Linked DNA regions of Homo sapiens: region 2 is linked to region 1. A link is a loop called in an ENCODE intact Hi-C map of the cell type or tissue named here. Cell type or tissue: B cell. All regions are shown on one strand.

Region 1 (8,000 bases):
TTGAGCAGAAATAAAAGGATGTTAGTTACTACCACAAATGCATATAAAAATATAAAACTCACTGATAGAGTAAATACACAGTCAAATCCAGAATACTTCAATATCTGTTTTTTTGTTTTGTTTTTTTTTTTTTTTGAGATGGGGTCTCGCTCTGTCACCCAGGCTGGAGTGCAGTGGCACAATCTTGGCTCACTGCAAGCTCCACCTCCCAGGTTCATGCCATTCTCCTGCCTCAGCCTCCCAAGTAGCTGGGACTACAGGCCCCACCACCACACCTGGCTAATTTTTTGGTATTTTTAGTAGAGACGGGGTTTCACTGTGTTAGCCAGGATGGTCTCAATCTCCTGACCTCGTGATCCACCTGCCTCGGCCTCCCAAAGTGCTGGGATTACAGGTGTGAGCCACCACGCCCGGCCCAGAATACTCCAATATCTTAATGTTGGTTTCCAAATCATATACATATCTGGTATGAAGGCTAAAAGTCAAAACTTACAAAAATAATTAAAGCTACAATAAATTATTAAGGAATACACAATATAAAAGATGCAAATTGTGACATCAAATATATATCACGTGGGGAGAGTAAAAGTCTAGATTTTTGTATTTAATGGAAGTTAAGGTGTTATTAGCTTAAAATAGTATATAACTGTAAGAGGTTTTATGTAAACCTTCTGGTAATCACAAAACAAAAATGTACAGCAGACATAAAAACAATAAAGTAAAAGGTATCGAAGCTTAGCACTATGGAAATAATCAAATCACAAAGATAGACAACAAGAGAGGAAGAAAGGCACAATACTGGTATAACAAAACCAGAAACCTGTCAATAAGGATCTTGAAGGTAAATGGGTTAAATTTTTCAATGAAAAGACAGTGGCTGAATGCATTAAATTATAGGATCCAACTATAGGCTCCCTATAAGAGTCCACTTAAGCTTTAAGGACAGATATGGCTGCAAGTGAAAGAATGAAAGAAGATATTCCATGCAAATAATTACCAAAAAAGATCAGGAGTGGCTACACTTATAACTGATAAAACAGATTTCAAGTCAACAGATGTTGCAGAAGACAAAGAAGATCATTATTTAATAATAAAGGGATAACTCACCAAGAGAACACAACCATTGTAAATATATACGCACCCAATCTTCGAGCACCTAAATGCATAAAGCAAATACTAAAGGATATAAAGGAAGGAATAGATAGCAATATAATAATAGTAGGGAACTTCACTATTTCACTTTTATCAATGAATAGGTCAGTCAGAAAAAAATTAATAAGAAAATATTGAACTTGAATTACACTTTTGATCAAACGGACCTAACAGACATATATATAATGTTTTATTTAAGAGCAGCAGAATACACTTTTTTTTTTGGCACACGTGGAACATTCTCCAGGATAGACCATATGTTAGGCCATAAAACATGTCTTAAAAATGTTAAGAATATTGAAATCGTATTTAGTATCATTTCATACCAAAACGATATGAAACTGAAAATCAATAAAACAAAGAATCTTGGAAAACTCACAAACATGTGGAAATTGAACAACATGCTCCTGAACAACAAACGATCCAAGGGAGAAATCAGAAAGAAAATAAAGAAATATTATGAGACAAATGTAAATGAAAACACAACATACCAAAACCTATGGCTTAAAGCAAAAGCAATTCTAAGAAGGAATTTTATTGACCTATGTGCCAACATGAAAAAAGAATAAAGATCTCTAGTAAATAGTCTAACATTATGCCTGAAGGAACTAAAAAAACCACAAACTAAACCCAAATTTGGCAGCAGAAAAAAAATTAGAACAAAAATAAAGAACAAAACAAACCACAGAAGGAATTAATAAAGTGAAGACTTAGCTTTTTGAAAATAATAAAAAAAATTGACAAGCCCTTAGTCTAATCAAGAGAAAAAGAGAAGACTCAAATAAATAAAATCAAAAATAAAAGTGAGGAAATTGCAATGGATACTTCAGAAATAAAAAGGATCATATGGGATAATTATGAATAATTATATGCCACCAAATTGGATAACCTATAGAGATAAATTCCTAGAAAAATATAACCTACCAACATTGAGTCAGGAAGACATATAAAGACTAGATAGACCAATAACAAATAGATTGAAGAAGTAGTGAGAAAGTCTCCCAATAAAGAAAAGCCTAGGACCAGATGCCTTCACAGCTGAATTCTACCAAACATTAAAAAAATAATTAATACCAAAACTTCTTAAACTCTTTTGAAAAGAGAGCCAGAGGAAACACTTTCAAACACATTTTAGTAGGCCATCATCATCTTGACACCTATGCCAGAGACATCACAGGAAAAAACTAGAGACCAATTTCACAAATAAACATTGATTCAAAAATCTTCAGTAAATTGTTAACAAATAAACCCATCAACATGTCAAAAACATTATAGATGATGACCAAGTGAAATTATTTCTGGCATGCAAGGCTAGTGTAACATATACAAGTCAATCAATGTGATACATCACATTAACAGAATGAAAGAAAAAACACATGATCTTCGCAATTGATGTGGAAAAAGCATTTGACAAACTCCAACATTTTTTCTTGATAAAAGCTCTCAGCAGTTTAAATATAGAAAGAATGTTTCTCAATAAAATTAAAGTAATTTATTAACACAGCCCACATTATTATTAAGGGAGGAACAGTGAAACTTTTTCCACTATGATCCAGTACAAGGCAAGGATGTCACTCCTGCCACTTTTATTCAGAATAGTACTAGAAGTACTAGTAAGAATGATCAGACAAGAAAAAGAAATAAAGGCATCCAAATTTGAAAGGAAGACATAAAATTATCTTGCTTTGAATAATGGCATGATCCTATATGTAAAATTCCCTGAATACTACACAAAAAACTGTTAGAACAAATAAATGAATTCAGTAAAGTTGCAATACTCAAATCAACATATAAAATTAGTAGTATTTTTATACACAACAGCCTAACTGAAAAAGAAATCAAGAAAACAATTCCATTTATGATAACATAAAAAATACCTAGGAATGAATATAACCCAGAAAGTGAAAGGTTTATTAAAAAATAAACTATAAAACATTTATGAACAAAATTGAAGAAGACACAAATAAATGGAAAGATATTCCATGCTCATGAATATGCAGAATTTAATATTATTGAAAATCCATACTACCCAAGTGTATTTACAAATTTAATACACACAATCCCTACCCATATCCCAATAGCATGTTTCACAGAAATAGAAAAATCAATCCTAAAATTTATACAGAATGATAAAAGACCCTGGATAGCCAAAACCATTCTGAGAAAGAAAAATGAAGTTGATAGCACCACATATTCTGATTTAAAAATCTATTACAAAGTTATAGTAATCAAAAAAGTACGGTGCTAGCATAAAAACAGACATATAGAGCACTGGAACGGAATAGAGAGCCAAAAAATAAATCCACACATTGATGGTCAACTGCTTTTTGTAAAAGATGCCAAAAGCACACAATGGGGAAAGGATAGTCTCTTCAATAAATTGTATTGGGAAAACTAGATTTCAACATACAAAAGGATAAAATGGACTTTTACCTTACACCATACACAACAATAAACTCAAAATGGATAAAAGATATAAGGCCAGAAACTATAAAACTCCTGAAAGACAACATAGGGGAAAAACTCCTTGATATTGGCTTTGGCAATGGGTTTTTTGGATATCACTGCCAAAGCTCAGGCTAGAAAAGCAAAAGTAAATACATAAAAAAAAATTACATCAAACATAAAATCTTCTGCAAAAGCAAAGGAAATAATCTACAAATAAAATGGCAGCCTGCAGATTAAGAAAAAATATTTGCAAACTACAAAGCTGATAAGGGATTAATATTCAAAATTTATAAAGAGCTCCTACAACTCAAGAGTGGAAAACCAAATAACTCTACTAAAAAATGGGCAAAAAACCTAAATAGACATTTCTCCATAGCAGAAATATATAATAAAATGGCAAACAGGTATATGAAAAGGTACTCAACATTACTAATCCTCAGAAAAATGTAAATCAAATCCACTATGTGATACATTAAAATAATTATAAAAAAGTCAAAAGATAACAGATGTTGATGAGAGTGTGGAGAAAAGGGAGCTATTTTATGCTGTTGGTAAGAATGTAGACTGGTACAGTCATCATGAAAACAATGTGGAGGTTTCTAAATAAATTAAAAATAAAACTACCATATGACCCAGCAATCTTTCTTCTGTACATATACCCAGTGGAAATAAAATCACCACATCATAAAGATACCTGCACTTCCACGGTCACTGCAGCATTATTCACAATTGTCAAGATGTGGAAAAAATCTAAGTGTCAATGAATGAATAGATAAAGGAAAATGGTACATATATATAATGGAACATTACTCATCCCTAAAAAGAATGAGATAGTGCCCTTTGCCACAACATGAATGAGCCTGGAAAATATTATGCAAAGTGAAACAAGCCAGGCACAGAAGGAAAACTATTGCATGATTTTACTTATATATAAAATCTAAAACAACAAAAAGAAATTCAAATGTACAAAGAAAAAGACCAAACCAGTGATTACCAGGCGTGGGGCAGTGGGGAAAAGACATGGGGAAGTATAGGTCTGAGGATACAAAGTAGCAGATATGAAGGACCAATAAGTCTAGAGGTATAATGTACATTATGATTATGTGTAATAAGTTGTACTTCATATGAGATTCCGGCTAAATTAGTAGATTTTAGCTACTCTTGCCACACAAATTTTAAACGTGAGTAATTGGCCGGGCACAGTGGCTCATACCTGTAATCCCAGCACTGTGGGAGGCCAAGGCGAGTGGATCACTTGAGGTTAAGAGTTGGAGACCAGCCTGGCTAAGACCAGAAATCCCATCTCTACAAAAATACAAAAATTAGCCAGATGTGATGGCGGGTGCCTGTGATTCCAGCTACTTGGGAGTCTGAGGCAGGAGAATCTCTTGAACCTAGAAGGCAGTGGTTACAGTGAGCAGTGATTGTGCCACTGCACTCCAGCCTGGGCGACAGAGCAAGATTTTGTCTCAAAAAAAAAAAATTAATTAATTAATTAGTTAATTAAAAATGAGTAATTGTGAAACAATGGATAGGTGAATTTGCTTCAATGCAGTAACCTCTTTACAATATTTATGTATCCCATAAAATGATATATCTTAAACAAAACTTTTTAAAGAAACCTCTGTTTTATTCAGAAGGCAGTTTATCCATTGGAGCATTTTAAGCAGTAGGGTCGTAATCATAATCAAACTTATGGTTTTAATAAGTTCTGACCTGGGAAATTCATTAGAATAGTTGAGACAACAGACAGGAAAGTAAGTCAAGAAGACTTTGCTTTGATAACCTCTTTACCTAATTAGGTTCTCTCTTCATACTAATCTATTTGCTGTCTCCTAATCATAGCCTTGCCTCTTAACAGCCTGCCTGGAATTTTGAATAAATCCAATTAAAATATTCATTAAAGGCATAATATGTACATACCACTATGAAAAACTACAGAAGTGAAAGATAAATATGGACATTTTCTCCTCTCAAGAAGTTTTTAGTTAAATGGAAGTATTCAGGACTCAAATATGTTTAATATAGGCAAGATGGAAAAATAATGTTTACACGAATTTTGAAAAGATTGAGATAATATCTATTTGAGACAGGTGAAATTTATGAAAGGCTTCTGAAAGAAAACTATTAGAAGAAAATAAATAGAATTTCAATTGGTGGAACAAAAAGAGAGAGAAGAAATTTCTAATAAAGAGATATTATGCCAATTTCCTTGCATGTATCATGCAACATTTTTTTCTTCTTCAGGAAACATAAGGAAATAATGAATTGTGACACAGTTATTAAGAGCTTAACCAAGGTGGCTATGTCCTTCCCTGTAAGTTATCTGTACATTGTATAGTGAAAAAATTAATAAAATATGCTAAACTTCTCCCTTAACTTATTCAAGCAAACATTATTTTGTTCCTTCTCTGTCCCAGGTACTGTTCAAGTTCTTAGAGATATAATGGTGAAAAAGACAAGCAAAACGCATGTCCTGAATATCTTACATTCTAGCTTGGGAGGACATAATAAACATGTGTATATTTAAATATATAGTTATTTCTAGTAGTGTTAACCTCTGTAAAGGAAATAAAGCTGAGTAATAGGATCTGCTTGGGCAGATTGTTTAAATAAATAATCATGGGAGGACTCTGAAGAGTTTAATATAAAAATCTTATTTTTTTTTTTTTTTGAGATGGGGTTTCATTCTTGTCACCCAGGCTGGAGTGCAATGGCATGATCTCGGCTCACTGCAACCTCCACCTCCTGGTTTCAAGCAGTTCTACTGCCTCAGCCTCCCAAGTAGCTGGGATTACAGGCATGTGCCACCACACCCAGCTAATTTTTGTATTTTTAGTAGAGATGGGATTTTGCCATGTTTGCCAGGCTGGGCTGGAACTCCTGATCTCAGGTGATCTGCCCACTTCAGCCTCCCAAAGTGCTGAGATTACAGGCATGAGCCACCACACCTGGACTTTAAAATGTTTAATAAACAGAAAAGTGCATAAAAATTATGAATCAAGGCATCACTGCATCATTTTTTTTGGCATGTTCACTATGTAGATCAAGATATGGACCTGTACAGCACTTCAGAAAAATTTTTTGGCTCCTTTCCTCTCAATACTCTATTACTGAACTGCATATTCAATATTTGAAATAATACCTGAGTAACAATAAGAAATAAGAAATCAACCATAAAAATCAGTAAGCAGAGTGTTCTAGGCCAAGGCAACAGGAAATGCCAAGACTCTGGGGCAAGAAAAGGCTTCCTTATTTAAGGCACAACATTAATGTCAAAGTAGCTGTAATACATTGAAACAGAAAAATAATAGAAGATGAGGTCAGTTATGCAGCAGACAAACCATATAAGGCTCTATTAGTTACACAAAATAATCTAGATTTTTCTACTTCCAATGTGGAGCCCATTGAAAGGATACAGTCAGTGTGAGATATCATCAATTTTTTAAACCCTTATTCCAAGATAGTTCATTCAGAGAGTATGTGGAGGCTGGGCATGGTGGCTCATGCCTATTAATCTCAACATTTTGAGAGGCCAAAGCAGGTAGATTGCTTAGCCCAGGAGTTAAAGACCAACCTGGGCAACATAGCAAAGCCCCATCTCTACAAAAAAATACAAAAATTAAAAATTTTTGTATTTTAAACTTTTGTATTTTAAAAAAATACAAAAATAGACTTCAGGTGGTGCACACCTGAAGTCTTAGCTACTTGGGAGGCTGAAGTAGGAGGATTGCTGGAGCCCCAAAGAGGTTGCAGTGAGCTGTGATCACACCACAGCACTCTAGCCAGGGTGACAGAGTGAGACCCTGTCTCAAAGAAACAACAAAAAAAGAAAGTATGTGAAAACTGAATTATGATGTTAGGTATAGAAGCAGTGACACTAATAATGAGCTTGTACACAATAAAAATAAGTGATGGAGATGTGAATTATGGTAGTGGCAGTAGAGGTGGTAAGAATGTGTAGAGTTTATTAGATTCAATCAAAATAGAAGGAAATAAAGCAAAGTAATGGCAAAGATTAATTGAATGGGGTATCTTCAAAGCAGAAATAAATTGAGGGTGATCCATAGGCATATGAAACTAAACAGGTAATGGAAATACTCACTGAGATGGAGAATACTTTGGGAGGAATAATTTTGGTAAGAATTAAGAATGTATACAAAGACATGGTTCAGTTTTGGCCATTTGTGTTTGAGTTTTGGCCATTTGTGTTTGAGATGTCTTTTTACATGCCCAGTGAGCAAAATATATAAATCTGTGGTTAAAAGGAAAGGTTTAGATAGATTTCAATTAGATTTTAGAATTTTTGGATAGATTTGAATTAGATTTCTTGGAATTCAAACCATGAGACAGAATAAAATTACTCAAGGAGGGAGTACAGTTAGAGAAACAAAGAGCAC
Region 2 (8,000 bases), 170 kb after region 1:
GGTTTTCTGTCCTTGTGATAGTTTGCTGAGAATGAGGGTTTCCAGCTTCATCTACGTCCCTACAAAGGGCGTGAACTTATCATTTTTTATGGCTGCATAGTATTCCATGGTGTATATGTGCCACATTTTCTTAATCCAGTCTATCATTGTTGGACATTTGGGCTGGCTCCAAGTCTTTGCTATTGTGAATAGTGCCGCAATAAACATACGTGTGCATGTGTCTTTATAGCAGCATGATTTATAATCCTTTGGGTATATACCCAGTAATGGGATGACTGGGTCAAACGGTATTATTTCTAGTTAGAAGCTGTTGAGTGTCTGAAGTGTTCTGAAACTCTTCTCCAGTTCTCAGCTTAACAATGTGAGGTGGCTTCCAGAGATACACAGATTTATCCAACTCATTCCCCTTCTCCTTGCATTCTTATCTATGTGCCTTATATGTCTGGGGAAAGAAAAGTAGGAGGATGTGAACAGAGTCACAGAAGACATTGCAAAGGTCATGGTTGCTAACCTTTATTGAGCATTAATATGTGCACTTTATATGTATTAACTCACATAATTCATACACCACTTACAACAGTGCCATGAAGTAGATGCAATAGTTATTGTATGCCATTTTATAATTAAGTTCTTAAACACAAAGCTGTCAAATATTTTATTCGAAAGCACATGCTCTCAAGTGGCAGAGCCAAGTTGCCATCTAATTTATTGCCAAGTTACCAATTAATTTATTCAACAAATAGTTGCATGTCACCTATGTTATAGGTGTTATACTAGGCACTAAGCTTAGAGTGGTGAACAACTCAAAGTTCCTGCTTTCATGGATCAAAAATTATGGTGGTAGAGGTCGTCAATAAACAAATAAAACTATAAATATGTCATCTAAAGTTAAGTCGTGCTAGGTACCAAGAAGAAAATAAAGCGTGGTGTCTCAAAAAGTAAAGAAAGAAAATGCTTGAAGATGTAGACTTCAAATGCTATCAAATGCTGTGGTGTCTTATAGAGAGGGTAAAATTTAGCTTCCAAAGGAACACTGTGAAAAAGTGCACAAGTGTGAGAGACTATGTCTGTTTCAAGCCATTAAAACTATGTGGGGAATATTCCTGAGGAAGAATTTGGTGAGGAATGAGACTGGATGGTAGCCAGGGCCAGATCAAGGTGGCCTACAGATGCTGGCTACACATTTAGGGTTTACTCTTAAAGCCAGTGAAGAAACACTGAGTATTTTTAATGAAATGATTAACAGGAAAAGAATTGCATTTTAGAAACAGCCTTTTAAGGGCCAAGAGGAGACTTGATTAGAGAGCCCTGGAGATAGAACCAGTGATGACAAGTTATAGTAATCAGGGCCAGAAATAGTGAAGGTCCAAATCAATTCAGGGGCAGTGAAAACAGAGAAGAGAAAAATCTGAGTGCTATTTAAGGGTAAGAATAATAGGAGTTGGCAAATGATGTGATGTGGGTGATGAGGCAAAGAAGGAGCAAGAATGTCTTCCGGGTTTTGAAAACTACATAGATAGCAAAGCCATTCACTGAGAGAGGCCGCAGCATCAACAGGAGATAATACTCAATTTCAAGGACGTGGAATTTGGAGTCATGTATAGGGTATTTGTATGAATGTGTCTAGTATAAGTATGAATTATGGAGATTTGAGCTAAGGAAAGAGATAAAGATATTGGAAATTTAAATGATATAGAAGTATATTATCAGCTAAATGTTGGTACCATCCCTAGCCAAAATTTATATGTTGAAGCCCTGGCCCCCATTGTAATAGTATTTGGAGGTGGAACCTTTGGGAGGTAATGAGGTTTAGATGAGGTCCTGAGGGTGGGGCCTTATGATAGGATTAATGCCCTTATAAGAAGAGACACCACAGAGCTTGCTCTGTCTGTGTTCTTAAGGACACAAGAAGTCAACAGTCTGCAAGCCAGGAAGAGTCCTCACCAGAACCCAACCCTGCTGATTTCTTGATCTTGGACTGCCCAGCCTCTGTAACTGTGAAAAGTAAATATCTGTTGTTTAAGCCACTCAATCTATGGTATTGTGTTATGGAAGCTGGAGCTGACCAATAATGGGTAGTTAAAACCGGGGAAGTGAATGACATCATCTAACAAAATTGTGTTAAGTAAAAAGACTTGCACAAGAAAGCACAGTGAGGAACAACATTAAAAAGAAGAGAAGGCTTAAAAGTCCGTGAATAAAAACCAAGTAAGAATGATCAGAGACACAATAACAAAGATTTGGAGACAGGTTCCTAGGAATCACTCCCTGTCACCCAAACATAATATGCTTTGCATGGTATCACATTCCCAAAACTGTAGCATTGTCATGATTTAATATCTAGAAGCCATAGAAAAAATAAGGTCTAAAATTTGATAAAACAAAAACATGACAATTTAGGAAATTAGCTTTGTTAAATGTAAAATATGTTTAATTTGATCTTTGATGTTATAAGCATTCAAAATTTTACATCAGGGTAAACCAAAAATAGTGAAATTCTATGAGTGCATTCACTTGGAGACATTTATCTCTAATTTCTCATATTGTATCCCATCCTACATTATTTGTTTTGCTTGATGCCTCTGCAGAGTGGAAGGTGAAAAGTCAGTAGCAAACTATTTTGGAAACTAGAGAAAAAAGCACTTCAGAAAGAAAATACAATCAATATTTTCAAATGCCGTAAAAAGTTTTATGGAAAGTATTGAAAAGTAGCCATTAGATGTAATACTGAAAGGGCATTAGTAGCCTTATAAAGAGCTGTTTCAGTAATGTTCTGGGGGGAAGACATAATCTGTAGAGCAATGAAATTAAAATAGATTCAGTAATAACTTAGTTGTGAAATACTGTAGACACTGATACAGAGAATGTAGACAAAAATATCCAAGTATCAACCAAAAAGAGTGAAAAGAAGCAATAGATAGAGAAAGATGAAGGAATAAAAATGTTTTTTTCATCTTTTTTTTAATATTAGAGTAACTAGTATATATTTATATGCTGAAAGGAAACGAAGAAAAAAGTGCTGAGGGCTGAAGCTGGCAGGCCCTGCCAGGTGAGGAACAGTGAAGATAGGGCCACAGTCTGTCTACTCCAAAAGAAACTATCAGCAGAGTAAACAGCCTACAGAATGGCAGAAAATATCTTCAAACTATACATCTAATGAAGGTCTAATGTCCTGAATCTATAAAAAAACTTAAGCAATTCAACAAGCAAAACACAACCCCATTAAAAGGTAGGCAAAGGATATGAACAGATGCTTCTCAAAAGATGACATACCTGCAGCCAACAAACATGAAAAATGCTCAGCATTACTAATCATCAAATAAATGCAAATCAAAACCACAATGAGGTACCATCTCACACCAGAGTTGTTATTATTAAAAAGTCAAAAAATAACAGATGCTGGTGAGGCTACATTGAAAAAGAGATCCTTATACACTCTTGGCAGAAATGGAAATTAATTCAGTCACTTTGGCAGGCAGTTTGGAGATTTCTCAAAGAACTCAAAACACAACTACCATTTGGCCTAGCAATCCCATTACTGGGTATATACCCAAAGGAAAATAAATCTTTCTACCCAAAAAGTACATGCATTTGTATGCTCATTGCAGAATTATCCACAGTAGCAAATACATGGAATCAACTAGATGTCCATCAATGGTGGATTGGATTAAGAAAGTATGGTACATATATACCATGCAATTCTATACAGCCACTTAAAAAGAATGAAATTGTGTTATTTTCAGCAACATGTATGCAGCTAGAGGCCTTTATCCAAAGCAAATTAACACGGGACCAGAAAACCAAACACCGCATGTTCTCACTTATAAATGAGAGCTAAGTATTGGGTACACATGGACATAAATATAAGAAAAATAGATAATGGAGACTACTAGAGTGGGGAGAAAGGGAGGGGAGCAATGGCTGAAAAACTGTCGGGTACTGTTTTACTACCTGGTTGACAGAATTAACTGTACCCCAAACCTCAGTATCATGCAATATACCCAGGTAACAAACCTGCAAATGTACCATTTGAATTTAAAACAAAAGTTGAAATTATTTAAAAAACAGAAAAAAAAACCACTAGTGAAAGGAACAGCATGAGAAAGAGGATATTTATCTGAGAGACGGCTTAGCAGATAGGGTGTTAGAACTCATTGAGAAAGTAAAGGGTTAAAACTTTGGTTGCTAGAGGGTCAGGATATATTGAATGCTGAGGAAATAATTCATGAATTTTTTCCAGGACCAGATATAGGCCCAGAATTTTAACGGATATTTTCTCACCTAATTGTTTTTATTTTCCTCCATGCAGAAAAAGGATAGGTGAAGACTTAGTTTAACAATGAGTAAGGGCATGTGTGGAATAGGGTTATTGCGAAGGTTGAAAAAGCTGTCTGGGTGCATGAGTGATGGAGCTAACTAGAGCCACTGTGGCAAGCAGAATTCCAGATATAGCTTCCTTATGATCTCTTTGCTCTGGTTATAAAATCAAATATGAATCTTGGTACTACCGTGAAGGGATTTTGCAGATATAATTAAAGTCCAAGTCAGTTAACCTTAAGATATGGAGATTATTTGAATGGGCCTGGTTTAATGAGATGAGCCTTTGAAAACTAGAGAGTTTTCTGAGCTGGTGGCAGAAGAGGAAGTCACAGATATCTGAAAGCATGAGAAAGTTTCAGCATGTCATTACTGACTGTGCAGATGAAAGGGGCCACATGAAGAGAAATGCAGGTGATCTCTAAAAGCTGAGTCACTTCAAGCAAATAGCCAGCAAGAAAGTGAGGTTTCAGTCCTATAACTGCCACCAGCAGGCTTCTTCGAACAATTTGAATAAACTTGGAAGCATTTTTTTTTCTCAAAGCCTTTAGTTCAGAAACCAGGTTGGGCTTTATGAGACTCTAAGCAGAGAACTCAACCAAGCCAGCCTGAACTTCTAATGACCAGAACTATGAGATAATACGTGGGTACTGTTTTTAGTGATTAAGTTTGTAGTAATTCATTACAAAGTTTGTAGTAATTCACTACACAACAATAAATAACTAACGCAGCCATATTATGGTGTTTCTAAGATGAAGTTGAGGTCCATAGATCTATATTTATCTCAGAAAAATGGTTTTATCTGGGATCCTTCATCCGCAAATCAGTAACAGTGGGGAGCTGGATTGATTCAGACTTTAAGAAGTGGAATAAGTGGAAAGAAAGCAGGACAAGGTGAAGAGGTCAAGAAACACTACAATGATGGAGTTTGATTTGATGCCGGCTAGAGAAAGAATACGAGTTAAAAGTGAAATGGTATAGAGTAAAGGAGAATGACATTTTAAAGGACTTTTGCTCCATAAATCAGTCTATGTTCAGAGCAGGATAATGAGAGTGAGAATTCTGGGAAAAAGAAAAAACAGAGTGCTTACTACTCTTCAAGAGTTCAGAAATGAAACAATTTTTTGTGTGGCTATAGATTTAAAAAGCTGGTGAAGAGTAGAGGGGAGGTGGCCTGGGCTTATGAAGTTAAAACATCACAAGGCTTACATGCTGTAAGACAAGGATCCTAAAGTCTCCTGGTGGTTAGGGAAGAAGACAATGGTACAAGTGATGAAGTGGTGAAGAATATTTCCAGCTTCAGGAAAGAAGGTGGCATAGCCTAATGACATGACTTTAAAAGAAAAAAATTTATTGGAAAAGTGAAAGAGTAGTGATTTATACATGGTATAGGAAGCTGGAAAGGTGGTGTTTCTAACTTTGGGCTTTTAGATGAATGAGACAGAGAAGAAGGAGTAGCCTCTACTCAAGAGTATTACCGGAAAAGAATGTCGTCCTCAAAAGAGACTTGGGTTTCATTTAACACAAGAAATGAAGGAAAGTATTCTATGAAGCGTCTGAGGGTATTATAGAAAAAAGGCTTCAGAAGGCTAGAAGAAAATAAAATGTAAAATTAAATGGTATTCAAAATGCTTTTCCTTTTATAAGCAAATTTATGTAAATTCTCATTTCAAAGGAAAGAAGGATGGAAAGTAGGAGAGAGAGAGAGAAGGAAGAAAAGAAAGAAAGAAAATATCCAAACTTTTGACTTGGAATTAGTAATAATCCAAATGGAAAATAATTTTGCAGTAGATCCCTTCAGATATAGACAAAGACAAACTTGCCGTGGTAGTTTTAAAATATGTCCATAAATTATTTGATACTCCTTTCTTGAAAAGGTAGAAACTCAGTCTCACTCCACTTGGGCATGAGCTACACTTAATGACTTGTTCCTAAGAAATAATCTATGGCAGACATAATGATGCATGACTTCTAAGACTATGTCATAATAGAAGGCATTGTGGCTTCTTTTATTGTTTTTGCTTTTCTGGAAGAAGCAAGGCGCATCTTACATGGCAGCAGGAGAGAAAAGAGGGAGGAGGGACCTACCAAACACTTTTCTCTTGTTCTGGAAGAACACTTCTTGTTTGTTTTCACTTGTTTTGGAAGAAGACGGCTGCCATGTCATGAGGACACTCAAGAAACCCTGTGAAGAGGTTTCTGTGTTGAGAAACTGAGGCCTCCAACCAGCAGCCATGTGAGCAAGCCATCTTTTAATCCAATCCTCTAGCCCAAATTAAGTTCCCAGATGGGTGCAGTCATAGCCAACAGCTTGAATCCAACACCAGGAGAGAAACAAAGGTACAAACACCCAGCTAAACTGCTTTCAAATTCTTAACACAAAAATTTAAGCATGGCTATAGATATCAAAAACAGCTTGAGATAATTACATTTGTTCTAATCTTTAAGTTTGGGGTTGTTACAAAGCAATAGATAACTAATACAGTTGAAAAAGGTACATGGTGATACTTTCTGGTGTCCAAAGTCAGTGCACCCTTGGGAGGAAAAAAAATCCACAGGCCAATTAGTCTGTGTATCCAACAAAATCATTAAGAAGGTTATTCCTCATCAAATCTCATCTTTGAATGATGACTTCTAAAGCTCTCCACTCACCACAATCTGCCGATCAAATCTGTATCACTGGCACACTATACAGAACTCCACTGCTAAATTTATCTTCTCATTAGGTCAGTCTTGTAAATGTGCTTATAAATTTATAATGGCTCATTGTAGCCTCTTGCACTGAGTTTCAACATTTCTTTCTGATTGAAAGCCTCTCAATTTCTAATGCCCTCTCAACCCATCTTGGCCTGTTTAGATTTATTTTCTATTATTTCTAATACTAATCCTATAAACCAACACAGGTCACCAGATTGACATATCAAGGCTTTTGTCAATTCTATCCCACCCATATCTCCTGTTCTAGCTCATTCAACCAACCCCACTAACATCTATGACTGAGCTATTCCTCAAGGCTCACCTCAAGTTCCTGCTTCTTCAGAAGACTTTTCCAACAACATCTATCCAGAAAAATCTCTCAAGTCAAATTTCTATTTCATTTAGTAATGGTGTATTATAAAACAATAATAACACATAATTGGATACTGTCCTGCCTCTAGTGGTTTGTACTGTACCACTTGACATTTAACTATGTCAGTCAGTGCAATGATGCACTGGCATATACTGTATTGCTTTGTTCACACATTGTTTCACAGGTGTCTGTTCCCTAATTATATTATAAATTCTTTTACTGAGAGTGATAAAACACACTTTTCTTCTCTATATTTTCCACATCATCTCAGTTAGGTATATATAAGTCAAGCAATTGCTATGCTGTTACTCTATATTGGGTATTTCAGAGACTATTATTTTTCTCTTCTGTGCCAAGGAACAGAACTAAACATTTTTCGAACTCCTTGCATTTAGATGGGGCTCTGTAACTCACTTCTGGCCAGTAGAAGCAATATATGCCACTTCCAGATATGGTTTATGAAAATCTCACACACAAAACTTTTTACTCTGTCTTCTATTTTTGCAGCAATCTGAAAGGTCATTTAAAGGTGATACGGCATCAAGAACTGCATCTCTGAGTCACCACTTAGAGGAAACACACCCTGCAATGTCACCCAAGCATCTGCCTTCCC

The links. Peaks named below come from ENCODE experiments on the same cell type or tissue, not always from the same donor. Only the 100,000 strongest peaks of a DNase experiment are listed, where the experiment ranks them.
Region 2: a loop joins it to region 1, with 2.0 times the contacts of the local background. A loop is called at or near these places in 1 of 110 quality-filtered maps.

The regions. Positions count from the first base shown.
Region 1 is chr3:106,470,574-106,478,573 of GRCh38, reverse strand. The region is part of intron 5 of LOC101929485 (a long non-coding RNA gene); the gene reads left to right. Among named protein-coding and RNA genes, the nearest start is that of CBLB, 610 kb to the right of the region's middle. In B cell, no CTCF peak of the experiment used is centred here; no DNase peak of the experiment used is centred here.
Region 2 is chr3:106,299,419-106,307,418 of GRCh38, reverse strand. LOC107986112 (a long non-coding RNA gene) reads left to right here and starts at 3,148. Exons shown (of 3, transcript XR_001740840.1): 1 at 3,148-3,229; 2 at 6,354-6,657; 3 at 7,895-8,000. In B cell, no CTCF peak of the experiment used is centred here; a DNase peak (open chromatin) is centred at 4,698.